Linked DNA regions of Mus musculus: regions 2, 3, 4 and 5 are each linked to region 1. A link is a loop called in an ENCODE intact Hi-C map of the cell type or tissue named here. Cell type or tissue: left cerebral cortex. All regions are shown on one strand. Region 1 has its middle 66 kb from the start of Gm31870. Region 2 overlaps Mir205hg (Mir205 host gene). Region 3 overlaps Plxna2 (plexin A2). Region 4 has its middle 16 kb from the start of Camk1g. Region 5 has its middle 7.1 kb from the start of Plxna2.

Evidence for each region. Peaks named below come from ENCODE experiments on the same cell type or tissue, not always from the same donor. Only the 100,000 strongest peaks of a DNase experiment are listed, where the experiment ranks them.
Region 2: a loop joins it to region 1, with 7 times the contacts of the local background. A loop is called at or near these places in 20 of 42 quality-filtered maps.
Region 3: it touches region 1 in a loop (2.9-fold over the local background); 2 of 42 quality-filtered maps call a loop at or near these places.
Region 4: a loop joins it to region 1, with 6 times the contacts of the local background. A loop is called at or near these places in 18 of 42 quality-filtered maps.
Region 5: it touches region 1 in a loop (5-fold over the local background); 6 of 42 quality-filtered maps call a loop at or near these places.

What each region holds. Positions count from the first base shown.
Region 1 is chr1:193,586,610-193,591,609 of GRCm38, reverse strand. No RefSeq gene overlaps it. Among named protein-coding and RNA genes, the nearest start is that of Gm31870, 66 kb to the left of the region's middle. In left cerebral cortex, a CTCF peak has its summit at 2,376 (motif pointing right); DNase peaks (open chromatin) are centred at 2,764, 3,342, 3,544, 4,510 and 2 more places; H3K27ac peaks cover 2,550 bases.
Region 2 is chr1:193,501,468-193,506,467 of GRCm38, reverse strand. Mir205hg (Mir205 host gene) reads left to right here. Exons shown (of 3, transcript NR_166150.1): 3 at 1-8. Among named protein-coding and RNA genes, the nearest start is that of Mir205, 3.6 kb to the left of the region's middle. In left cerebral cortex, a CTCF peak has its summit at 2,361; DNase peaks (open chromatin) are centred at 900, 1,803 and 2,351.
Region 3 is chr1:194,679,922-194,684,921 of GRCm38, reverse strand. All of the region lies in intron 3 of Plxna2 (plexin A2), which reads right to left. Among named protein-coding and RNA genes, the nearest start is that of Gm46202, 37 kb to the left of the region's middle. In left cerebral cortex, no CTCF peak of the experiment used is centred here; DNase peaks (open chromatin) are centred at 1,643 and 2,708; H3K27ac peaks cover 2,802 bases.
Region 4 is chr1:193,384,067-193,389,066 of GRCm38, reverse strand. No RefSeq gene overlaps it. Among named protein-coding and RNA genes, the nearest start is that of Camk1g, 16 kb to the right of the region's middle. In left cerebral cortex, a CTCF peak has its summit at 2,752 (motif pointing left); a DNase peak (open chromatin) is centred at 2,725.
Region 5 is chr1:194,610,254-194,615,253 of GRCm38, reverse strand. No RefSeq gene overlaps it. Among named protein-coding and RNA genes, the nearest start is that of Plxna2, 7.1 kb to the left of the region's middle. In left cerebral cortex, no CTCF peak of the experiment used is centred here; DNase peaks (open chromatin) are centred at 1,100, 1,565 and 2,409; H3K27ac peaks cover 1,222 bases.

The DNA of each region.
Region 1 (5,000 bases):
CTAATATTGCCGTTGCTTTCTTGGTTTACTTCATGTCTAATAGGTTTATTCAATACATATTTATTGTGATGAGTTCTGAACAACAGTGGCTGCATCTCCATCTTCAAGGGGCCAACATTCTGGGAATGGTGCAGTCTCTCATCAGTTTTGAGCCACTACAGCTGTTGAAAGATGGTTGAGATGAGGGTTACCCCTAACTTGCTGTCTCTCTTATATAATGTATAAGTTCCATCTCACTCAGCAAAGCATCTTGAAGACAGGAAGTGTCTCTCTCCAATATGTGCTTTCACTCTGGACTTCCTCTGTCCCCTACATGCTGTAGTGATTCTCCAACTACTGTTGGCTGTTTGTGCAATTTCCCCATCTAGCAGCAAGGGCACACACAATCATACTAGCTGTGACCATCAGCATCCTACTCTAATCCCTGTCCACAGCAGAACTTCTGAAGAACTACAGAGCCAGGGACATCTACAGGGAATCTGGGCTTGGCATTACAGTGACTGTAGCCAACTACAGTCTATAGGGGATCTGGGCTTGGCATTACACCTAAACTTTCCAGTAATCCCAGAAAGTCTGAGGGTATCCTGGGCTAGCAAACGCTAAAACTTCAGCTCAAAGGTGCAAGCTAGTAGAGATGGTACAGCCTGTCAAAAGTTAAGTGGGGTAACTTCTTGCTACCTCAGGGCTCAGGCTTGGGTTTCCTTCTGACTCCACTCATTTCTGCCTTTAATCCATTCACAACAGGTTTGATCAGAGTGAGCCTGACTGTTAAGAATAAATGTGGAAAGATCAGCATGGAACATGGGCCTCTAGCCTCTTCGCTGGCCTCCTTTCTCAGCTGTTCCCAGGTTCCCCCCCCCCCCTCCCCGAGCATTTCTTCCCACAACACAGCAGGGCCGTTCATGGCTATTTGTGCAATTACTCCATCTCTGCCCTACACCACTTCTCCCTCTAGCAAAGCCCATTCTTCCTTTCATACCCACATCAAAGAATTCTTCCTCTGAGCAGCCTTCCCTGGCTCCTCTGGAGAGCAGCTCCCTCCTCCAGGCGTCTGTGGTGCTTCCTATAATCACAGAGTCCCTGGACTTGTCCGCCTGTCATCTAGTCTCTGTTTATTCCCCTTCCTGCCCCTGAGGGCAGAGCAGAGTTCTTTTTCACCTGCCTTCCTTCAGGGAGCACAACACTGAGCCTGCATATCATATGGTTGGGAAAGCTCTAACTGAATATGGTTGGGAAAGCTCTAACTGAATGGTAAATGACTTCTCTCTCTTCCACACTCCCTCCCCATTAACTCATACCCAGTGAGGCAGGAAGATCCATCTACTCAGCTGCAGGATAGAGGAAAGGCTCTCCACAGCAACGCAAAGCCAGACACCAGGGTTACAGTGACCATGGCCCAAGATGTTACTAACAGAAATGCAATTTTCAGATTGTCTTCATGTGGCTTGTTAATGTGATAATTAGCTAACTGTGTAATGTAAAGCAGGCTGGCTATGAGCTGGCCCCTCTCAGAGGTGAAACAAATGAAAGAGTGTGCCTGCACAACCAACACACAAACATAAACAAGGTATTAAACATCCCCCTCCAGTCTTAAAAAAGCAGGAATAAGAGCTTTATCCCCAAAGCAATTGTCTTTCTTCTCCTTTCTCTTACTCTCCCCACCCGTAAGCACTTTAGAGAAAGGTGTGATGTTGCTCTCACAGATAAATAGTAACCAAACTATGATGATGCGAATGTGATCATATCTCGATGACAAAGGGGAATTAAAGGTGGATTCTTTTACTGATTCTGAGCAGTTTACTGATCCTGAGCAGCGGGCTCTCGTAACTGCTCACTGTATCAACCGGTTAGTCATTCTCCTCATTATCTTTAATGTCTTATTAGCAGGCTTCATTCATCTGGTTTTTATCTGTTTCACTGGAAGCAGTTTTAATCTCATTTCAGTGGCACTGATAAGCCTGTTAGTTTGCACAAATTGGTTTTGGTGACAATGTGTAGATAGTTATAATGTGTGGTTTCCAAACAGAAAAGAGAAATCTATTTAGGTCCAAAGAGACAGGTGGAGAGAGGGGAGCTGAGGCAGTTGAGACAGGAAAATAGAAAAGAAGAAAAAATGGAACAGGAAAAAACAGATTAATTGCTACTGCCCCCCCCCCACTTGCCACCCCTACTACCATCCCCTCACAACCATCCCTCCCACTGTCACCTCTCTCACTTCCATCTCCCTCTGTAACCTTCCTACCACCTCTTCTCTCCCCAACCCCACACCACTCCCTCACTACCCCTTACTACTGTTCCACTCTTCTCGATGTTAACAATCCCCCTCCCCCCATCTGCCACTAAATGCCAACGGTGATAGCAGAGTCCTAGCACAAGGTGGCGCGCCTGAGCCAACAGCATCTCTTATCATCCCTAGGAGAGCCCACATGCAACTGGCAGAGAATCTGTCCTCTGTGATTTGCACCCCAACCTGAGAACCCAAGTCTCAGTTTCTTAGTTTGCACTCTGAATTGGTTCCCTTCCAAAGTTCCCCTGCTCCAGGCACTGACACCGGACTGTCTCTGTGGCCAGCCCAGTTAAATGCAGATGTGTGGTCCTCTCGTGGTTAGATGGGCCTCATTGTTCTCAGTGAGGAGGTATCAAGTGCACGGGTTAACATAAATATAGCTCCTTGCTGCCCAGAGTATGAGTCCTCTTCTAGAGAATCGATAGCCACCACATAAACAGCAAGGCAGAGACTGGAAAGGCTCCAAAGCTTTCTTTCTGATTTTTCTCTGCTGCTGCTGCCAGGCAGTGAGGTTGTGTCTCAATGCAAGGGTCCCTTTCTCGGGAGCTTTTATCTTAGAACTATGTCAGAAATGATTTAAAATCAAAATTCCACATCACATGGCCTAACCCCTACTTGATTTACTCATCACAATGGGGGGCGGGGAGCATTCTCTTCAGAAGAATGTAAAGCTTCCTTGCAGGCTCAGAGTGTGTTGTTTCTGAGGCAAGCAAGCAGGAGCTGTACAGAGACCGGAGCTGCCACAGGGGTTGGGGTGGGAGGGCCCTAACAATATTCTAATGTCTCAGCTGAGGAGCATGCCACAGCTTGATTTCCAGGCTCCCGGCATTCCACAAATGTCCAGTCCCTGCCTCAGATTCATCCTCACAGCCCCAAATGTTGCTATGAAGTTGGCTGGTGGGAGTCTAAAGTAGATTTTACTCTTTTTCAGAGACCAAGAAAGCTACATCATCCTCTAAACTTAAGCAAATGTCAGCTACCATCTATTTTAGAATCTGAAACTCTTTACCAGGTATTTCAAGTAAACTAAATCGAGAAATCTCACGTTCCCTCTTTAAAACTCATTCCCCTGTCTCCAGCTTAAAAGCACACCCACCCTGTAATTACTCTGTGTCTCGGGGTGAGGTTTAAAGTCTAGCTTCTGATTGAGCCTTCTGGGAGACATGGAATCCAGCAGAGACACAGATGTCCAACACCTGCCTTAAGCATTCAGGAGAGTGGCATCCTCCTGTCTCAACCTAGTTGCCATCGGGCAGTCTGTGTCATCGGTGCCTTGGAGAGCTCCTCATGATCTAGAAATGTGTTGGTTGCTATGCAACTTCAGTGTCTCCTTCAAATGCACATGAAAGCACAGGATAACAGAAAGCTCGCCTTGGGTCCTGTGAGTCTGGCCTCCATAATTACCCATCCCCAATAGGGACATGTTGGGTTCTCACATGGTCTGACAGGAGCATGGCCTTTGTAGGGCAGGTTTGTATTTCACAAGCCAGTACCAAATATCACCACAGCAATGCCAAAATGCCAGGGAGCCTGCTATGAGGCTGTTCTGAAAGTCCTGGTAGACACTGGGGCTTATGTGTGTGTGTGTTTGTGCAGACCCTGACCCAGCCTTAAAACATGCTACCAAGTCCTCGAAACAAAGTGCAATTCTCACCAATAAGGTCCCACTAACAGTGAGTGTGTGCCCTCTACCTCTGATTCTGTGGCTTGTGGCTTTGTTAATGAGCTTGCAATCTTGGTAATTAGCCTCCTATTCTCCTTAACAGTCAGGGTATAGACCTCTGATTTATTCTCTGCCTGCCAAATCTACCACAGAATTCCCTGCTAAAATTGACACATCTGAAAGCCTGTGAAGAATTCATGCCAAAAGATCCAGGACAAAGCCACATTGCTCCAAAAGGACAGCAGGATGCCATATTTGGCTAGCGAATAAAGACCTTCTCTCTACCTATCCTTACAATGGTAGCCAGAAAGCCACACAGATAAGCATGCCTGTTTATACACAGTGTTGAAGGCAGACAATCAGATCCACTAATAACTTCATCCAAGTTATCTATGGCTGTTGGGAAACATGAGCCAGGAAAGGCAGACACGTGGCAAACAGTCTATCCACTGAAGCCCAACTCCAAGTGGGAGAACTGGAGTGTCGGTGGTACAGCTGGGACGGCTGCTGCCTCCTGCCAACCTTCTTCAAGACTACGCTGTGCAGCTGACACTTAACTTGTTTCTTCTCCCCCATCTCACTCAGTGAAATAACAACAGCTTTCCCTGAGCCGTGTGGAAAGGAAGCCCAGAAATAGAATAAACTTGTGTTGCCCAGACTTCATCAACTCACTCAGTGGCTGTCTGTGCCTCTGTCCCCACATGACCACAGTATTGCAGCAGCTCTGGTGGCATCTGCAGTGCTCCACCAAGACCGGTGTGCCACGGAAAACTGCAGATACCTGGAAGAGGCCCTAGTATTTACGGGGCGTTGATGGGCTCTCACCAGAGTTAACCACCTTCCTGCAGAGTTCCTGGCTCTGCTTGTGTCAACTGAGTCACCTGCATCCAGACACTCCATTTACTTTGTTGTGATTTTTTTCTGGGAGCCTCTCGTCCCAGCATGTGCACTCTTCATAGGGGCTAGTTTGAAAGGGGAATGTCAAATTCTTACTTCCTGGCTCACAGTTTGCTATCCTTGGCCAAGCTAGCCAAGATGCAGGGCTAGATC
Region 2 (5,000 bases), 85 kb after region 1:
TAAATTAATTAATTAATTAATTTTTTAAAAAAGCCAGACACTAAACAAAACCTACCTCTGGATCTGGAAGATGCCCTGCATCATATTGGGCTAAGCTCAATAGAGCCCATAGCTGCCATTTCTCTTAGGAACTGAACATAAAGGTCACTTTGGTATCCGAGACCCTATATTCTGAATGCCCCACAGTGGCCTCTTCACCTCCCCAGACCATCTGTCCCAGGGAATCATGAGTTCCTCACACTGAATATAGGAAAACACATTTATCATAAATGTCTTGCCCTCCTGCTTCTATTAATATGAATGTCAAACTCAGCCCACACCTCTGTATACTGAGCCCCACAAATGATGAGGAGACCAACCCACAGGCATTAAGAAAATGTTTACCCATAACTATTACATAGTGGATCTGACTGAAGCACCATGGTAGTCTGGGTTTCGAGCTAGCTAACTAGTAAATGCCTCTATTTTGAGCTTTGCAAGGAATCCAAAGGCTAGAACAAAGAAAGCACCAGGCAGACATGATGTGATATTCTTATACGTGGCAACCCGCAACTTGGGTTCTTTTCTAGAGAAGGAAACATACCTGTGTTTCTATGTAACTCTGCTCAAGGAGGGAAAAGAAACAAAGTGGCCGGTAGTGATTGCAGAAGAAAAAAACTACAAAGTAATCTAGGCCACGAGACTATAACCAAAGGTTCTGCATCACACACCTTAATCCCACTCCAGTCCCAGCTTCATATTTTCAGCTGTGACCTGGGGCTCTCTGCAGGTCGGGCAGAGATCTGAACTGCCCTGTCCTCCCTCTGGCAGCACAGATTGCTGATTCCCTCCTGTAGAAGCAAAAGCCCTTGCACTCGACTAGAGCAGCCTGCCAGGGAAGCAGTGTGAGTCAAGAGCTGGAGAGAACTGCCCACCCATCCTCCCATCTAAACTCCCAGTCTTCTACGTGTCCTGTCCTAGCTGCAAAGCATGGCTCAGCACAATGTTGAATACATAGTGTAATCAAAACTCCCATGCAACTGCAGCAACAAAAATAGTATTATCCAGCTTTCTGTATTCATGGTCTTTTATTGAGTAGAAAAGCAAATATCATTGAGCCAGATTCGAGTAGACAAATATATACAACCATTGGTAATTTAATATTTTGTGCTAATGGTATACACTGTAGATACAACCCAAGAGGAGTAAATTACAATCCTATCAATAATACATTGTGTCTGAGCTCTGGGTTCCCAGTACACATGAAAATGTATATTAGCAAAAACTCTCTGGATATTAAAAGCTGTGCACATAATGAGGTGCAGGACACAGAATCAGGGTCTTCAATGGGGGCTGGGGGGAGGGGGAAACAGCCCATGCTGCCATTGCCGAAGCTGGTAGTAAATAAAGATAACACACTCTACCCTCAGCAGATCACCCAGTGAGAAACAACCTGCCAGCTTGCAGGTCCATGCTCACCTTGTTTCTTTAAGCCTTGGGAACTATCCAGTGTCAACAGTGAGGCTGAGGGGGCTCCAGAGAGCCCCAGGACAAAAGGTAATACTGAAGAGAAAGACCATAGGCTATCCTTTTCCTGACCCAGCCTCTCCTAGGTGTGCAGGATCTTCTAAAACAAAGGAAGGTGGGGCCAATGACTTGTAAGAAAGAGCTCACCACCTGCTGGGATGTGCAGGACTTCTTAGAATTGTAAAGGTTCTAGCCACTACAGTTTTGTCAGCTAGCGCAAATCCCCCACTTTGCTGCTTGCATGCGGGAAAAACACCCGGGAGAAGTGTATGACAGTCTTGCTTCAGAATGAGGAAGAGTTGCTGCCATACTAACATAAGAAATGAAGACAAATTAGGTTAATGTCTGCAGGAACACTAGTTAGTGCCACTGTCACACACTGGCCTTTGACCTTTCCTGACTCAAAGAATATTGAGGGCAGGTGAAGCCAGGACTTCTGGTCTTTTTTTTTTTTTTTTTTTTTTTTTAAATCAGACCCTGGAAGAAGGAGAGCGCCAGAAAGGAGGGGAGGCTATGAGGGCTCTGAAGAAGAATGCTGTGACTGTAGATTGCAGTCTCCAGCTCAGAGATGAAAGGGACTGGTCAGACAGACACCAATTCCCTAACAGAAATAGAAGCTCCCTGAATTAAGGTGACTTCTCTAGGCTTTCTGGAGAGATCCGACTATGCATCAAAGAAGAACAAGGCAAACACTTCCTTTTGTCTGCAGATAAGACGCAGCATCTGGATGTCTCTTTACCTCCCCCACCCCCTCCCCCTTCCTTCAATCCTACCTCCTACCACCTCTTCAAGTCTTCCTTTCCCAGTTGATTGTCAGATATCAGGGAAGGGTGGGACACCTGGTGGGAAGTAGGGGAATTACACTGCAGTGAACCCTCTAACATGGAGAAACAGCAGGGAGGGGTAAACACACACCCTACACCAAAGCAACAATAAAGATGACCTGTGGCAGAAAGTGACTTCAGTTTTTGCTGTGTTTAACTATATCTGAGAAACACAGGTGTCTAAGAACAACTGTAGTGAGCCCATAGATGAACAAATACATGGGGTGACTGGTACAGTTGCCTCCTCGTGTTGCAAGTAGATGCAAGTTCAAAGAACTCTCCAAGCTAAATATCTGGAAGGAGACCATGCCAAGGGAATCCAGGTGAGAGGTGCTCACTGAGGTAGGCTTCAGTAATGCTGTGCCCAGCAGTAGCCAGCAGCCACCCACAAGCTTCTGAGTCAGCATGTGAGTGGTTAAGAGAGGTCAGATTAGATCTGGTGCCAATTTGATCTAGCCACCAGACTCTGGGCCAGCCACTTAACCTCTTTGAGACCCAATTTCCTTATCTGTCAAGTAGGAATAATGACAATAATGTCAAGGGCCCGTGAAGAGCCAGACGCTTCGTGCTTCGTGTCCATAGCATAATTTAATGCTCCCAGCCATTAGCAGATGCAATTGACATTTCAGGTTTATAGGTGACAGAGGGTGAGGGACTGGCGTGAAGTCGGCCTGTAAACAGTGGAGCTAAAAGTCAGGCCTGGCTCTCTGTTCTGGAGTTGGCACTGGGACCATTACTCCATCCCCTCTGCTGGTGTGAAAATCAGACAGTGCATTGGGGCTTGGATCTACATTGTCCCCACAGGCCAGTGTAGAGACTTGGTCCTCAGTGCTGGCCTGCTGGGAAATGCTAGAACTTTTTAGAGTGTTGCCTAATAGCAAAATTTGAGAGACCTGGAGGCAGGCTTTGCCTTCCATCCCTGCATCTCTCAGCTCCTCTGGAGTAAGTGGCTTTACCCCCCCACACACACTCACACACACACCCTCTCAAGCCAGTAACAACAGAGTGAGACCATTTCCCCATTTTAGGTGGACTTTCTCCTGCTTTTTATCTCAATGATGGAAAGCTAACATAGAGGCTAACATACACAGAAGAGCCAGCAGGTATCTGGAGAGTCTATGCACTCAAGAATGCTATCCACCATTTTTATCTCAGTATAAAGCAAAAACCTTTGACAAGCTTGTCTTGTACCTCTCCCCTACCCCATTCCCCACTCCTGTATGGAGCAGTTAACCAGAGACAGTTCACTGGAAACCCAACTGCTATGGAACACCATTTTCCCAACTCAATGTACCTACCATCCTCTGAACTGTCAAAGCCTGTGATGATTATCTAAAGGAAACTACATAAAGCTGGGTGCACTTTTTATCAAGAATTTATAGGTTCTTAATGGTTGCTAAAGTAGGGGCTCATGGGATCTCACCCCTCCGCCAGGATTTACAGACCGGTAACAGAAGTTAGGGAGGACAGAGATCGTTTTCTTAAGTGGTCTCACTGCCCATAGGTTGCCCATGCTTCTATAAAGTAACCCCAGTTAAACTCGTTGGCCACCAGGCTGCACTGGTGTAGAATAGGCCTGAATTTCAGTCCTTGGAAGCACACCTGTGTTTGCCACTCTCCTCAGAAAAACATTCATGATACCAACATTAAATTACAGCATTACAATGTAACCAACATTACAATGTAACTCATTCATAATTCCCATGATCCTTGTCATCTCCTCCTGTTGCCTTCCCTTTCAGGCTTCTCCTTCATTCTGTGTGTCCTGTGAAACAAAGGCTTCAGAGTATTTATTATGTCTTTTTCTTTTTCAAAGCCAGTGCTATACAAATAAAAAAATTAAGAACTGTCTTACCAGGGTGACTGCTAATTCAGATTTTCCTCGAGGACAAGTGAAAATACTGAGCACAGGGAAACTGCAGGACCAGAGAGGTGGCTCAGTAGTTAAAAGTGCTTAATGTTCTTGCAGGATTCAGGTTTGGGTCCTAGCACCTACATGGTGGCTCACAACTATCTGTAATTTCATTTTCTGAGGATGCAGTGCCCTCTTTTTACTTCCACAAGAATCAAGCATGTAACATGTTGTGGGAGGGGGAGGGGAGGTATCGTACGCGCACATACACACACATACACACGCATGCATGTGCAGGCACTTATGCAAAATATTTATATACATAAAATAAAATGAAACAAATATTTTTAAAAAATAAACTTTTGATGACAGGCTACTAAAAATAAGTTTTGAGCACATAGGAAAACTAGAATGATCAAGAGAAATGATAAAGTGAAAGATAGCAATTGAAACATCAGGGAGGCATGGTCCTAATGCTGAGGGATGCTGATGCTGTGTGGTGTGTGGTGCTGATGCTGTGTGGTGCTGATGATGTGTGGTGCTGATACAGTGTGATGCTGATGCTGTATGGTGCTGATGATGTGTGGTGCTGATACAGTGTGATGCTGATGCGATGGGTGTTAATGCTGAAGAGCACTGATGCTGAGGGGTACTGATACTGTGTGGTGCTGATGCTAAAGGGGTGCTGGTGCTGTATGGTGCTGGTGGGTGCTGATGCTGTGTGTTGTTGGTGCTGAGGGGTGCTGATGCTGAGGGGTGCTGATGCTGTGTGGTGCTGATGCTGAGGTGTGCTGGTGCTGAGGGGTGCTGATGCTGTG
Region 3 (5,000 bases), 1.1 Mb before region 1:
CTTGGAAAGATCCTATCAGGGCAAAGAAAGCCCCTTAACAACAAAGAGGTGAAGTCTCTTGTTTCTTTGGTTTTGCCCTTGGCTTTAAGGCCTGAGGTAGAGGCCTGAAGCAACAATGTTTTCAACAGTAACCCACATTCTCCTGGTAAATGGGCCAGAAGCCTGAGAAGGCTAATTGGGTACTACTGCAATTCATAGACTCAATGAGAGATAAGGCCCTGGGGTGCAGAGGTCAGTTTTGATGGAGGGTTAAGAAAGATAATCTTCGGGGCTGGTGAGATGGCTCAGTGGGTAAGAGTACCCGACTGCTCTTCCATAGGTCCGGAGTTCAAATCCCAGCAACCACATGGTGGCTCACAACCATCCGTAACGAGATCTGACGCCCTCTTCTGGTGTGTCTGAAGACAGCTACAGTGTACTTACATATAATAAATAAATAAATCTTTAAAAAAAAATAAAAAAATAATAAAAAATAAAAAAATAAATAAGTAAAAATAAAAAGAAAGATAATCTTCCTCAGAGTGTGTAACCAAGCCTGACAACCAGAGGCTGAAGTCTGACAATTGAAAGACACCTAGAGGCTTAGGTGGGGTTACAGGGTGGAACCAGATTGATTTCTTATTCATGGTAGTTTGTCCCTGTCTGAAGCCACTTTTCAGACCCTTTCCCTACTTCTGCTTGGTACTTTTAAGCTTTAGTTTGATCTAAGGTCATAGTGACTGCTAAATACAAGAGGAAAAGAGGAGTCTGCCATTTCACAAGTGAGGAGGTGGAAGTCAGAGGAGTCATTAGTGGCTATAGCATACTTGATCAGAGTCAGGTTTGGATCTATAGAGGCTGTCTATGACCTCTATATTTCTCCAGGCTTGCACATAACAAAATCTGTCTTACCTTATGGAGCAAGAAACTTTGCCACCCTGAGTGTGAGCTCTTAGACCATATACAGCGTGGTTATAGCTGTGATAGGGTCAGGGACATAGGCTCCAACAAGGATGGATCATCAGAATTTTGATGGAAGCAGGAAAGCTTTAAGAATAATGTCCTCAGGTGGGCTAGACTGTGAAGGGAGTCTAGGCAAATAGAATGTTCTAGAGTGAACCTAGACTTTTCATAATTGTCCATTTGAATATGCCCCTACTTATTGAAAGACCTCAGTGGTTCCCCTTGGTTATTAAAAGACAGACCTTTTAGCGTGCTCTTCAAGATTGCTAGCAGCAAGACCCTCAACCAGTCTTTGCTGCCAGTAGCTCGTCTGTACCCCAGATCTGAGTTGTCCTGGTTCCAAACAATTCATGGTTCACTGGACCTGCTGAGCTTGAATTCACACACACACACACACGCACACGCACACACACACACACACACACACACACACACACAGTGCCTTCACACAGACTGGTTGCTGTCAAAGAGTGAACCTCAGTCTATTCTCCAGCTCTAAATTCCTCGGGTTTACAAGTCATGCTGAAATGCCTGACTTTCTTTGATGTATGTCTGACTTTCATAGGCTGTTACTCATTTCTTGTACTTCCGGCCCTCAGCACTACTGATATCTATCTGTCTTGATGCTATCCTACATGCTATCCCATCGTTAATACACAGTAGTGCTGTGTGTGAGTCACCTTTCCAGTTTCCCTAGCTAGCCTATGCAGAATCTAACACAGGGCCTCACTGTTTACTGGGTGAAAACCAGATGGAAATGCAGATTCTGGAACAAGACTGCCTAGTTGCAGACTTGCCCTACCCCCTGCCAGCTGTACTACCTTAACATCTCCCTGCTTTCATTGTCTCATTAGAAAATGGGATACTACCCTGAGGGTTATTATGAGGATTAGAAAAGAATATATGCTGAGCTCTAGGAATGTAGCAATGAATAAGCCTCACTAGAGTGTTTACTGCAGTAATCACAGTCTTCTGAATCAAGGTAACATGGAAGTTACAAGCTAGTCACATTTTTCCCTAAAGGAACTCAAAAGAACATGGAAAAGATGCTACCTGGTCCAGGGATGGGCAACGTCATTCTGACAAATGACCCTTGTAGGGCCAGCTAGCAGTTAACCAATGGGCTGGATAACTGGGTGAGTGGGTCTCAAAGCGGGGTCTCTAGCCAGCAGCCATGTTCTCATCTGGGAACTTGCTAGCGATGTCAGTTCTCAGTTCCCTCCCCAGTCCAGTATATTGCATTAGAAACCCCATGGTGATGGCAGTTAAATTGTAAGGTGAGTCTGACAAACTCTCAAGTTCATGGACTACTGGGCTAGATGCTGCCCATATGTAGAGTATGCCTTGAGATTTCTAATCTGTTAGTTAAAAATAACCGTGGGTTTCTCATGAGGTGTCAACATATCCCAGGTGGAATGTGCCCCTGCTTCCGGGATATAACACGAATGCATATGACTGCTTCTATATTACACTGTGGACTTACATGCTCATGCTTGTGTTTTTTCTTTCTTCAAAGGGGAAGACAAGAGAGAAGCCAGATTCTAGACACTGTTTTTGCAGGAAAAAAAATCCCTAAGCTTTCTCAGAGCAGAAGAAAAGTCATTGCAAGAACCTTGGAAAGCCTGGCTTCAAAGTGCACATAATGTGCATATGAGTGTCCATTGGGTATGGGGACAGTGGGCATGGGAATACTGCCATTCTGCTGTGCTTGAAGCTCAGCTGGAGACAGGAACAGGTGGGGAAGCATGAGAGTAGGCCTGGCTGTGGGAGGAAAGTCTGGCTGGGGTCCAGTGTTCCAACAAAGGCATATATGGTGAGTCAGGATAGCTGGCCCCAGCCTCCTAGAGAAGGCCTAGAATGCCAATTTAGGGTGATGTGTGCCTCTACCTTCTCCATGGGGGTCCATATGTATAGAGCTAGCAACACCTCCCCACTTCACCTCACACTGCACCTGGGCCCTTGGCTCTCTTGCTGGGAACTCAATTTTGAGTGTATTGACAAGGCACACATAAACACCTGTATCTATGAGGGTGGGGGATTAGAAGAGTTCCTGTGAAACTCTTTAAATATAGCCACTGAGAACTGGTGAAGGGGGAAGCATTGCTCAGAACTGGCCAATAGCAACATTGTTAGCATTATCCAGACACTTGTAAGATTAGCATCAGGAGATAAAATACTCAGACCCCATTACAGACTTGGCGAAGGAGAAATTCTGGGGTAAATCCCAGCAGCACCATCATGAGCCTTCAGGAGACTGATAAATGCCTACACCAGAGAACCACTAGCTTAGGACATGGACTGAAGTCTTCTTGCCTTCAAAGAGAGGAATGCATACTTCCTACCACAAATGTTCCTCCCTTTTGCCCTAGCATTGACTCCTGCCATCAAGTATCTACCATGGTGATAGAGGACCAGGTCTGGGCAAGGGAGTCTCTGGTAACACAGGAGGGGCAGCAGTACTGAGGGCAGTAATGAGGGGTGGGGAGGCTGCCACAGCTAATTTTCTCTTAACATGTAGGCCCAGGGGAGCCCTAAGCCTCCTTGCCATTGAAACTAGTAAATTACAAGCTGATGACTGTGATATTACCAATAATGATGATAATAGCACCAATCAGACAGGGTCAGACAGGCACTTTTCTGTCTTGGGTCAATCAGGGAAGGTTCTAGCTTTGGGGCGCTTGTTTCTGAATTAGAGAAATCCTGGATTCTAGCCAGCCTCACTCCTCTGCCAGGTGTGCAGCTGGGCTCCCAGTTTTCTGTCCTCTCCCATCCTGACATGTCTACCCTGTAGTCAGTCATTTGTGGGCCAGGTGAGGACTGGGGAGGCAGCTGAAGCAGCAACATCTTGCTTCTCCTCTGCCTGACTATTCCCAGGGTCACAAGACCAGAAGTCTGTCCCGGAGAGCAAAAGACAGCCTTGGGCAGCAGAGAGAAATCTTTACTGCAGGCAGGTGAGGGCCCTGGAGCCCTGTTAGTCTCCATCAGCAGGGTCTGTGGCTTCAGCTATCCTTAAATGACTTGGGTTAGACTTTTTCTTGATGCTCTCTCTCCTTTCTCTACCCTGGGACAGAATAGAGAGCCCAGATTTCCAGAGAAGATTTGGCAGTACTGTCCACGATAGTTCTCAGCTGTCCACCTGACCCAAGGAACAACTCTTATCTTTCAAGATTGTCCTCCATGAAATGCTTCCCCAAATGCTGCAGTTTACAGAAGGAGCAAAGGGAATTGGTCTCCTGCTTTCTTCCTGCTGGCTGCCTCAGCCTAGCCCCCACTGTGGGGCTTCAAACAGGAGGAAATTAGCACAAGACCCCCTGTCATCACAGGCAGTAACTTGTGAACATGTGCTGAGGTTGTTTTTTCTGGACAACAGAGCTTGAAAAGCAGCTCACTGGGGCTTGTACTTTTTTTTTTTTTAAAGAACTGTGTATATGTTAAAGTCATTAAGGTTGGAAAGGGGTTGGAATGGAGAGTAAAGGCCATTATATGGGAGGAAAAGAAAAATGACCTGTCTTCAAGCTGTCAGCAGAGGAAACGCCTCTGCATCAACAAGAAGAGAGGGGCCAGGCAGAGGTGCAGGCATCAAAGAGCTCCTCACAGTGACACTCACTCCGCTTATCTGGAACCTGCTCAGCAGTGGCCTTGGCCAACTATGAATGAACTATCTCTGTTCATGTATTAGTGAGCCACTGACAGAGAAGAGAGCTGGGCAAGAGAGAGTAGCAGAGAGATGATGCTTACAGCCCTTTTGAATGTCAGGGCCCTACAACCTCTGTAGTCCCTTTTGCAATCAGCCTCATACACAGGAGGTGTGGTGATCACCCCTACCTCACAGAGATGAGAACTGAGTCACTGTGCTTAAATATCCTTCCCAAGACACACAATTTGTGGGTTGTAAGGTAAGGCTGGAGACATAGGCTCCCCCTGTCACTATACTTGAGACTTTGGAGACTCTGCTGTAGTTTGAGGCAGGCTATGGGTTGGGGCCCAGATCTCACTTCATAGTAAGTGTGAGGAGCTAGTTCAGGCACCAAGGCATAGATATAAGGAAGACTGTTATG
Region 4 (5,000 bases), 200 kb after region 1:
CTTTCTGCTGCATCTGTGCCTGAATGTGCATCTGCTGTGGCCCCAGGAGGGGAGAGAGGGAGAGAAGAGGAGGGGTAAAAAGAAGAGGGGAGGGTGGGTAGGTGAGTAGGTAGGCGTGGGGATGGACCTGTGAGGAGGACTGGGACTCTGTTCACCATGACCGACGTTGTGGCTCCAGAAAGCTATGCTGAGTTACTGTTTCCACGGAAGAGCCTCTGAGGAGAGTGGGCAGACAGTGTGGCCAGTGCTGGCTTATGTCAACTCTACAGAGCATATCATCACAATAATGCCAACAGGAAGAAGGAAAGAACAAAAGAAAGTCTGTCCGTGTGTGATAAAGACAATATGCTCAATAACTCATGCAGGCTTTCTTTATCCATCTGTTTGTTTTCACTAACGGGTGTCCACGTGCACACAGACAAACAACCACAAACATTAAATACTCCGTCTGGACATTTCTAAACATCTGGATGCTAAACAGCACGTTGACCCTGGCTGACTGTCTCAGAGCAGCAGTCTAACCCAGACTGAGGACCAGGACTCTGCCTGTAGACAGATGTGCAGAAAAAGCCCAATGTCCTTGTTCCAAATCACCTGCACAGTGCTAGGGATGTCTCAGTTTCCACTTTGAGAAACATGACCACATGTCACACCAGGTGCAGGAGTAACAGAAGGAGGATTGGAAGCAGGGACAGGCTTTCGAGGAGAGCAAGTATGGGAAGGAGCCAATGAGGGCTCAGCTCAGTGGCAGGGAGGGAACGCTGCAAGCACCAGGCCCCATGGCCTTCCTGAAATGGGGATTCTCCAGCGCTGCCCCTCAGGACACTTTGGACCATCCTCATGATAGCCTGCGATTCAGGAAGCTGTCCCAGGCCCAGGTTCTATGATGTCCACCCCCACCCCTGACTACACACACACACACACACACACACACACACACACACTAGTGCTAACTATCCTGTCCTTATCATCACTTCATAGACAGAGAAGGAAGAATGGAAATTCCTATTCTACAGAGAAAGAAGGACCAGCACACACACACACATTCACACACACTCACACATACTCACTCATACACAAACACACATACTCATACATACACTCATACACACTCACACATATATACATACACATTCACTCATATATATACACACACATACTCATATACACACACATATGTAAATACACTTATAAAACATACAATATGTCTACCTTTTCTCTTTCTCTCTATTCCTCTTTTTCTCTTCCTCCCTCCCTCCTCTCTCCCTACTAAGATCCTTGCTATTCAAAGTGGTCCCTGGTCTAGCAGTGCCAATAGTCAATCTTCTGGGAGGTCTGGGAGCAAAGTCTCAAAGTGATCCATGAACACAGAGATCTTCTAAAAGCCCTACTGTGGCCCCAAGAAAAGGCAGGGAGGTCAGAAAGACAGCATCTGATGTTCCTCCAAACAGTGTCAGGTTGGTAGTTCTGAGAAGGCTTAGTTCAAGGTCAGTGCAGACCCATACTGCTACCTTGAGGTAAGGGTTGAGCTCCGGTCCCCTTCCTTCTGAGCCAGCCCATTGTTGAGGTGTTTCTCTCCAGGACCCAGCTGACAGACTGGAACACAGCAGGCTCAGCTCTGACTAATTGCCAGCAGTTGGCTGAAGAGACATTCCTCATCGAAGCAGCCTCATTAATCTCCTAATGCCAACATAGCCTGGCTAGTGGCAGTCCTCTCTGCTTCCATATCTACATGCTGGCTTCTAGAAACCTAGTGGTAGAAAATGGCCTCCTTCCTGGAAGGGGGCACCCTGCATCTGGTTAAACCAAGTGTTTGCAGAGCTCATCACCAAGTCCCAGAGCCTTAGATGTTTGCCTCCCAAGTGGAGGACCATGTCTGGCATCACTGAGACATCTTGGAGGGGCTGAGGAACCTCAAATAGGACAACCAAAGAAATGGCTCTTGGAAATACTTGCAGGATGTTTGGATATGTGCAGGAGATGTTTTCTAGAAAGCTCTAAGGAAATCCTGGAGAATAGCAGAGCCTTGTGCCAAGCTGCCTTCATCCTCTGGTCATAGTGTGGCAGAGACTCTTCCATTCTGCTCCTCTGGGTGCTGCTACTGTGAGTTTGTCCCCCTGAGATGGGAAGCTCCTACAGGACATATCTTCTCTCTCCTTATTGCTTTGTACCTGGTCCCACAAGCCAGACCACCCACTCTCATGCAGATATGGAGGCAGAGCAGAGAGGGAGGTACATGGGAGATGGAGAGGCCAGGAAGGAAAGGGCCAGTGAGGCAGAAGCTTGGAGGACACATCTTCACAGCAAGAATATAATGGGCATCCAGAAAGATGCTGCCAGGTACAGTGAGGCACCCTGCAATCAATCCCAGCACTCCAGGGAGACCCTGAAGGGTCACAAGTTCCAGGACAGCCTTGGCTATCTAGTTAAACCCTTTCTCAGAAGCTAAAATCAAAACAGTGCAGAAAGAAAGAGATACTTTACTAAACAAAGATCCCATCGCTTGCTGTGGCCACCAAGGTGGGTGGGCTCCCCAGCAGCAGGAAGGATAGACAGAAAAGCCAAAGCTTTATACAGGAAATATGGGATGTAGACGGTAAGTACACAGGTGTCTATCTTCTTTATTGCTTTTGTTCAAATGGACAGACCGGCTGGCCTCTGTCCATTCCAGCAATCCTGCCAAAGCTCTGGAGAGCCAGCTGGAGCCTGGCCAAGTGGTTATTAAAATAGTCGCTGAGGCAACACTGCCCTCTACTGACCACAGGTTGTCATGTCTCTGAAGCCGCTCTGCCCAGCAAAGGGCTTGAGTTAACTTGTTTCCTCTCAGCCTTGTCCTTTGTCTCCCCTTTGCCCCACTTTGTTGTAGCAATCTGTTCAGATTTCCTAGGACTTTACAGACACTGTAAAGAGCGCCATCTGGGACCAGCAGAGCCCAGACAACGTGCCAGGCCAGCCAGTGTCTTTGCTGCTTCATTGTCTTCTAATAGCTGTTTGCTGAGTCTCTGCTGGGGAAACACAGACCTAGGGATATGTGTGGAGCAAAGCTCCAAGCTGCCTTGGTGAAACAGGGGTTAAGACTTGGGGTTAAGACCAATGATAAAGCAAGGAGTGAACTAGTATGCAATGAGCCAATGACTCAGACACATCAGCAACTAGAAACATTTCTCCCTCTGTGTGTGTGTATGCATGTGCATGTGGGCATGTGCATCTGCATGTGTGTGAATGTGGGCATGCGCATCTGTGTGTGTATGCACGTGTATGTGAACATGTGCATCAGCATGTGTGTATGTATGCATGTGTGTATGCATGCATATGTGAGCGTGTGCATCTGCGTGTGTGTATGCATGTGCATGTGAAAATGTGCATCTCTGTGTGTATGCATGTGTGTGAGCGTGTGCATCTGCGTGTGTGTATGTATGTATATGAGCATGTGCATCTGCATGTGTGTGTATGCGTGTGTATATGAGAATGTGCATCTCTGTGTGTGTGCATGTGTGTGTGAGCATGCACATCTGCATGTGTGTGTATGCATGTGTATGTGAGAATGTGCATCTCTGTGTGTGTATGCATGTGTATGTGAGCATGCGCATCTGCATTGTGTGTATGTGAGCATGCGCATCTGCATGTGTGTATGCATGTGTGTGTGCATGTGAGCATGCACATCTGCATGTGTGTGTGTGTGTGCATGCGTATGTGAGCCTGTGCATCTGTGTGTGTGTTGCAAGGATGAGTGTACCTACCCATACTCACACTAAGGCCAGAGGAAGATGTGGTATTGGGTATGGGTTTTGTAGCTTTTGTTTGTTAACTAGGCCAGTGGCCAGTGAACCCCTGTAATCCTCCTGTCTCTGCCACCCCATCCCCCAGCATAGGGTTAGAGGCACACAGGTGGCCTTGTTCAGCTCTTCCCCTTGGTGCTGGGATCTGAAATCAGGAACTCACATTTGCACGTCGAGCACTCTTACTCACTGAACTGTCTTTCCCGGCTACATGATTCATCCTTTAACGGTTACTGATCAGATGTCCAGGTGGTATGTTCAATTTCAGGAAATGGTTGCCAAATATTCCAAGTAAACTGATACTGAATCTCTTTACCAATGGGAAGAAGTATAGAAGAACACCGGGCTTTAAACAGTACCGGCCTGCGTGCATGCAGGTCTCTTAATAGGGCACCTGAGACAAGAGGACTCCCTGCCAATCTGTCTGTCTCTTTCACTCTCAAACTTGAGATGGATCAAAAACTTGTGAGGTATTTGTAGAAAATTTGACTTCTGACTCGACCTCAGCAGTGTAACTCTGCTCCACACAGACACCAGAGAATCCGAGCCAACAGATGTCGGGCTCCTCACAGTGGCGGCTTCTAGCTATCCTGTGACCAATCCTATGGGGATATTTAATGTCTCCAGCAGAAGTCACACCAAACCGCAATCCCCTGCCCACAGTGATGAGCACAATACTGTCCACCCTCCAGGTGGGAGCCCTCAGTGCTGATGGGAGGGATGAAGTGGACAGTGGTGGACACAGGCTGTTCACCACACTTCTTCATATCTGTTTTCTCACAAAGATTCATAGCCTCATGTCGATGATAATGGTAGTGATGGTGGTCGTGATGGTGATCATGGTGAGAGTCATGGTAGTGATGATGATGGTTAAGATGATGAGGGCGATGATTAAGGTGATGATGATGATTTTCTGATGGTGATGATGGTGGTGGTGGTGATGATGATGATGGTGATGTTTACAGGTGACAGCTATTGCTTATTCTTTTCTAATAATAGTGCTCAGTATTGTTTTAACTTTCAAAACAACCTTGTATGGTAAGTGCCATTTACAGCTCCATTTTAATTTCATGATCGCTATTGAGTATATGGTAGGAAAGGTCACGTGTGGCAGTCAGAGGACTTTAGGGGATCAGTCCTCTCCTTCTACCTCTACACGGGTCTCAGGGATTGCCAAGTTTGCACTGCAAGCACCTTTCTCTGCTGAGCCGTCTTGGTGAC
Region 5 (5,000 bases), 1.0 Mb before region 1:
CAAAGTAATAAGAGCAACTTTATTATATTTCTTCCTTCAGTAGAACTGTATATAGTACATAATTATCTCTTTAGAACACTTACAATTTTAGTTGATACATAATAATTGTACATATTTATAGGGTGTAATGTGACATTTCACTATATGTAACATGTCATGATCAGATTAGAGTAATTAACATATTGTCACCTCAAACAGTTATTATTTATTTTGCAACACATAATAAATTATTGTTAACTGTAGTAGCCGTACCATGCTATAGACTCTCCTATCCAGCTATAACTGTGACTTAGCCAACTCCTCCATCACCCTCTAGGTTCTGGCAGCCACTTTAGGACTTTCTACTTCTGTGAGGCCTTTGCACACGTTTTTCTGTGCCTGACTTCACTCAGTTGACATAAAATGCTCTGAGTACATGGACTGCCACAAATGGGAGGCTTCCATTCTTAAGTGGCTGAGTGGCATTCTATTTTTCTGTATAAATAGCCAACAGACTCCATACCCCCATGCTCTGCTGGCTTTCTGGGGATTCAAGTTCTCTTTATCTATCTGGCCCCTGGTATTTCCTTCTCATCCTGCCCAGTTGATGTGAAATCTTAGCCCTTGGGGGACTTGCCAAGCTTGGGGGGGAGTGGGAGGTGCTCACGAGTGACATCTATAGTCCAACACACTTTTAGGCAAGTGACAAGTATTTAATAAATACCCATCAAATAAAGGTTTTTCTAATCTTTGGAAATTGTTGCAAGTTCCAAGGAATTCATACCCACTGTGCCACACAGTGATCTCTAAGCCTTACCCTGACACAGTCATGAGTAGCTACATTGCTGTTCCTGTCCCCAGGCCTTTTCTTTCCCTGTCACCACATGACTGACATAGATAAGATGATGAGAAAAGTAAGAGAGAACAGGAGGTTATCTTCTAGGAAGAGACCAGCAAGCAAGCCTGTATGCTGGGGGAGGATGGTCCCAAATGGGCAGCTAGCCCATCCCTATGGGAGTTCTCTCTGTCATAACAGCAGCCTCAACCCCACACACAGATGCCAGTTCGGTAGCCCCTTGGATCATAGGAGGAGGTATTTTTGGTATTGGAAGCCAGCCACACTTTGGCAGGCTTTCTACATTAAGTCTGTTCCTCTGCAAGCTGGGGGTGGCAAGTGTCAATGTTTAGCATGGAATTGCTGCCCGGAGCGTGTGTATGCATATATCAAGGGGCCTGGAGTGAGATGGGGGCTGGGATTGGGAGCCGTGAGTGAACCTTGGAGGAGGTGAGTGGGCTCTTGCTTGCTGGTGTTGATGGCCATCTTTGGACAGCACACCAGTTGTTTTCAGGCATGCTTCTGGCTCCCTGAACTGACTCTGTCATGGCACTTCTCACTTGACCAATCTCTGCCCTGAGATGAGTGTCATTTTTTTTTTCTCTTGTTCAGATTACAAACCAGCAGTAAAATGGTACCCCCTGTGGGTAGGCCTTTCGTGTCCTGAAGCTCTACCTCACTTTCACCTCACCCTGCAGACATTGTCAGGCAGCCATAGCAGAAATAGTAGCCTCCACCCCCTCCTCCTCCACACACATACTGTTGGCAACAAAGGCATCCATCTGAGAGGCCAAGTCCCATGAATGGAAATGAGAGGCTGCTGGGCCACTCGAGTGGAAGGCCTCTGCCTGGGCAATGGGGCCCAGGGCCAGAGGCAGCACAGGAGCTGGGCACCTGCTCTAGATTCTCAGCACCATTCATAAAGACTTCACCCTGCCCCCTCCTGTGCTCCTCCCCTTGCAAATTTCACTTTCCTGTGCCCTTTACACAGTAGCAAACTTGTTAAGGCTCCAAATCAAACACAGTGGGCTTTCTCTCTCCTTTTTCCCTAAACCTTCCATGGGCAGAGCTCATGTCCCTGTATATTTCATCCTCTTTCCTAACCTACCTCCCCCATTTCCTCCATTCATCTAAGAGCATTTCTGAAAGTAGAGTATCTTCTAAACTCCTGGGCAGTGGCACTCAGAACCACCAACAGGACCCTGGGACTGCCTGCCAGGTCAGAGGTTACAGAATCAAGGGTGGACTGACTTGTTGTTTTGGGCCAAGACTTAGGCTCCTGTTCTATGCCTGGTAGAGCATCTGAGAAGGATCCTGTGCTCTGCTTTGATTTTTTTTCCCCTTTCTGAAAAGATTCCCTCTAAGGAAACTCTATTCATTCAATCAGGTATTTCCAGGATAGCTCTCTTGGTGCTTCTGTTTCATTCTGTCATTTATAAAGTAGAAATATTTCCTCCTTGTGTCCTGCAAGAATTCAGAAGAAACAACTAAGATGCTGACTGTGAATGGACTTCTCATACTGGGAAGTGTTACATGAATGCATGGTGGTGTCTGCTTCCCATCTGCTACAATGTACTTCGTTATCTTCCTTGGTTTTCTATAGAAAACAGCTTGGCTCACCAAAGTTCCCTTGGCATATGCTTGACTGTACTGGCTTCCTTCTTCCAACCCTAGCACTCTAGTTTCCTTCTTTTATTCTTCCTGGTGAAATGCAACCAAGCAAAGAAATTCCCCTTAGTCACCTTTCCTGATGGAATCAAGAAGTCTTTCTGTGCTGGAATAGCCCTAGTGGCCAGGCAAGCCTATTTTGATTACATAGGAGGCAGAGGCCTGACCCTCCAGACTGATACTTAGTGAATTGCATCCTTGGGGGTTCTTCCCTGTTCAGCTCCTTTACCAAGTGGGAGGTCCCTTGTATTGTGTGGCCACTGTACTTTAATGCTTAGAAAAAGTTAGATGGCAACTGTTCTCAGTATTAGTGGGAACTTTGTTCCAGGGCTCTCATGGGCAGGAACCTCTGGGGCCGGGGGAAAAATAGGCAGGACAGAGCCAACAAAGCAGGGTCCTCTGAGACACGAAACTTAGATCCTACAGGAAGTGCTCATTTTGTCCTGGCTTCTTCATTTAAAGGGATACCATCCTTTTAGTTGTCATTGTCATAGTACAACACAGTGCCATGGGTTAACAGTGCATAGTCCACCCAGTACCATTCTATTTGCTTAGAGTCTTAGAACTTTAATCTCAGAGCTGAGATTACAAATGTAGAATAGGTAGCAGACAGCCAAAAGGTACAGCTAAACTTTTTTTAAAGATTTATTTATTTATTATATGTAAGTACATTGTAGCTGTCTTCAGACACACCAGAAAAGGGTATCCAATTTCATTACAGATGGTTGTGAGCAACCATGTGGTTGCTGGGATTTGAACTCAGCACCTCTGGAAGAGCAGTCAGTGCTCTTAACTGCTGAGCTATCTCTCCAGCACAGTTTAATTGTTAAGAATGTCTCCCTAGCACACATGAAGTCCTGCATCCAAGCCCCAGTACTGCATAAGCCAGCATAGTGGTATATATCCATAATTCTACAACTTCAGGAGTGGAAATAGGAAGACTAGAAGTTAAGGTTATTCTCAATTACATAGTCAAGGTTATTCTTAATTACATAGTGAGTTTGAGGCTAACCTGGCCAGACAAGGTGAGACTTTGTCGAAAGAAAGAAAGAAAGAAAGAAAGAAAGAAAGAAAGAAAGAAAGAAAGAAAGAAAGGAAGGAAGGAAGGAAGGAAGGAAGGAAGAAAGAAAGAAAGAAAGAAAGAAAGAAAGAAAGAAAGAAAGAAAGAAAGAAAGAAAGATAGATGTCCTATGGTCACTAGGTAGCATAGGATGACTATATGTTGAACCAGGTGTCTGATAGCTCCATCTTTCCTACTTTGCCCATGGTTGGGTAAGAAGTTGTGATGCAGATGAGGAGTTATTCCAGGTTGAGGAAGTAGGAGGCCCTGGGCCTCATGCCCTCTTAACATTCAGCTAGCAGAGATCCAGAGTCCTGCCACAGGAGACCTCTCACAGATTCATCCAACAAAGCTTCAGAGCTGCTTTTCTACTGAGGGTACAGAATCTTATCTTCTCACAATGGAGAGCATGCTATAATTGTTTTCATGATTATTATAAACAATCATAAGGCCAAATCACCCATATCTTACAAGGTGTGAGTGTGTAATAGAGAGAGCCTCTGTCGCTGGCAGAGAAGTTGCAAACGCATGCAGATCACAAGACCACATTCATGGCCTTTCAAAATAATGGGATAATTGGGTGCAATGTGGGCACCTGCACCCCTTAGAGTGAATGTGCTTGCCTGTCTTTGTGGGAATCCACAGGGAGCCCAGTGAGCAAAAAGCCATGCCTGACTTCACCTTGATTACATCCTTGCCCTACAAGCCCCAGAAGAACTGAACTCTCACTCCTCCTAATTAGGGGAGAAAGAAAGACAGTAATGATGGGAGAATTTTCTCTGCCTCTCACTGCAAGCCTTCGGAGACAAACTATTCAACTCTCCCTCTCTCAGCTCCCAGCTCCTCCTTCCTGGCTGATATCTGAGGTATCTCACCCAGTGTTAGGCCCTCCCTGGGGCAAGACCCCCCTCCTCCTGGGTGTGAGTTGAGTGACAGCAGGACCTTGTTGGAATGGCTCCACTCTGCTCCCAGAACCTGTTTCCTGTCTGCTGTGAGGCAGTGCAGAGCTACAGATGGGGAGGAGTCTGGGAGGCCTCAAACCAGACAGGTGTGGCTGAGCAGGGCCTGAAGGGGGGTGGGGTGGGGTGGGGAACCGGCCAGAGGAGGCTGGCAAAGAGTAAAGTCCCTCACCCCATGAGAAAATAAATAAATAGCCTGCTTAAATAAATCAATACTCTGACACCCAGGTGCAAAGCACAGAGTCTGGCTTCAGGCTGTAAATTTAGGGCAGGGTGTGAATTACTATGGGTTGAAGAAAAGCTGAGAAGTGGCACAAGTTCTTGGCAAGAGAGAATCAAACACATCATCAGCGGACAGCATAAAATAGTTCATTACTATGTTAGCTTGTTGCCACATTTTCAGTTTTGTGAATACTTAGAAAAGTTGGGTCTGAAGCCTCCCCACTTTGCCAGTTAAATATAAAGCTCAGCGCTATTCCTTCTGTGACATGGTCTCTTG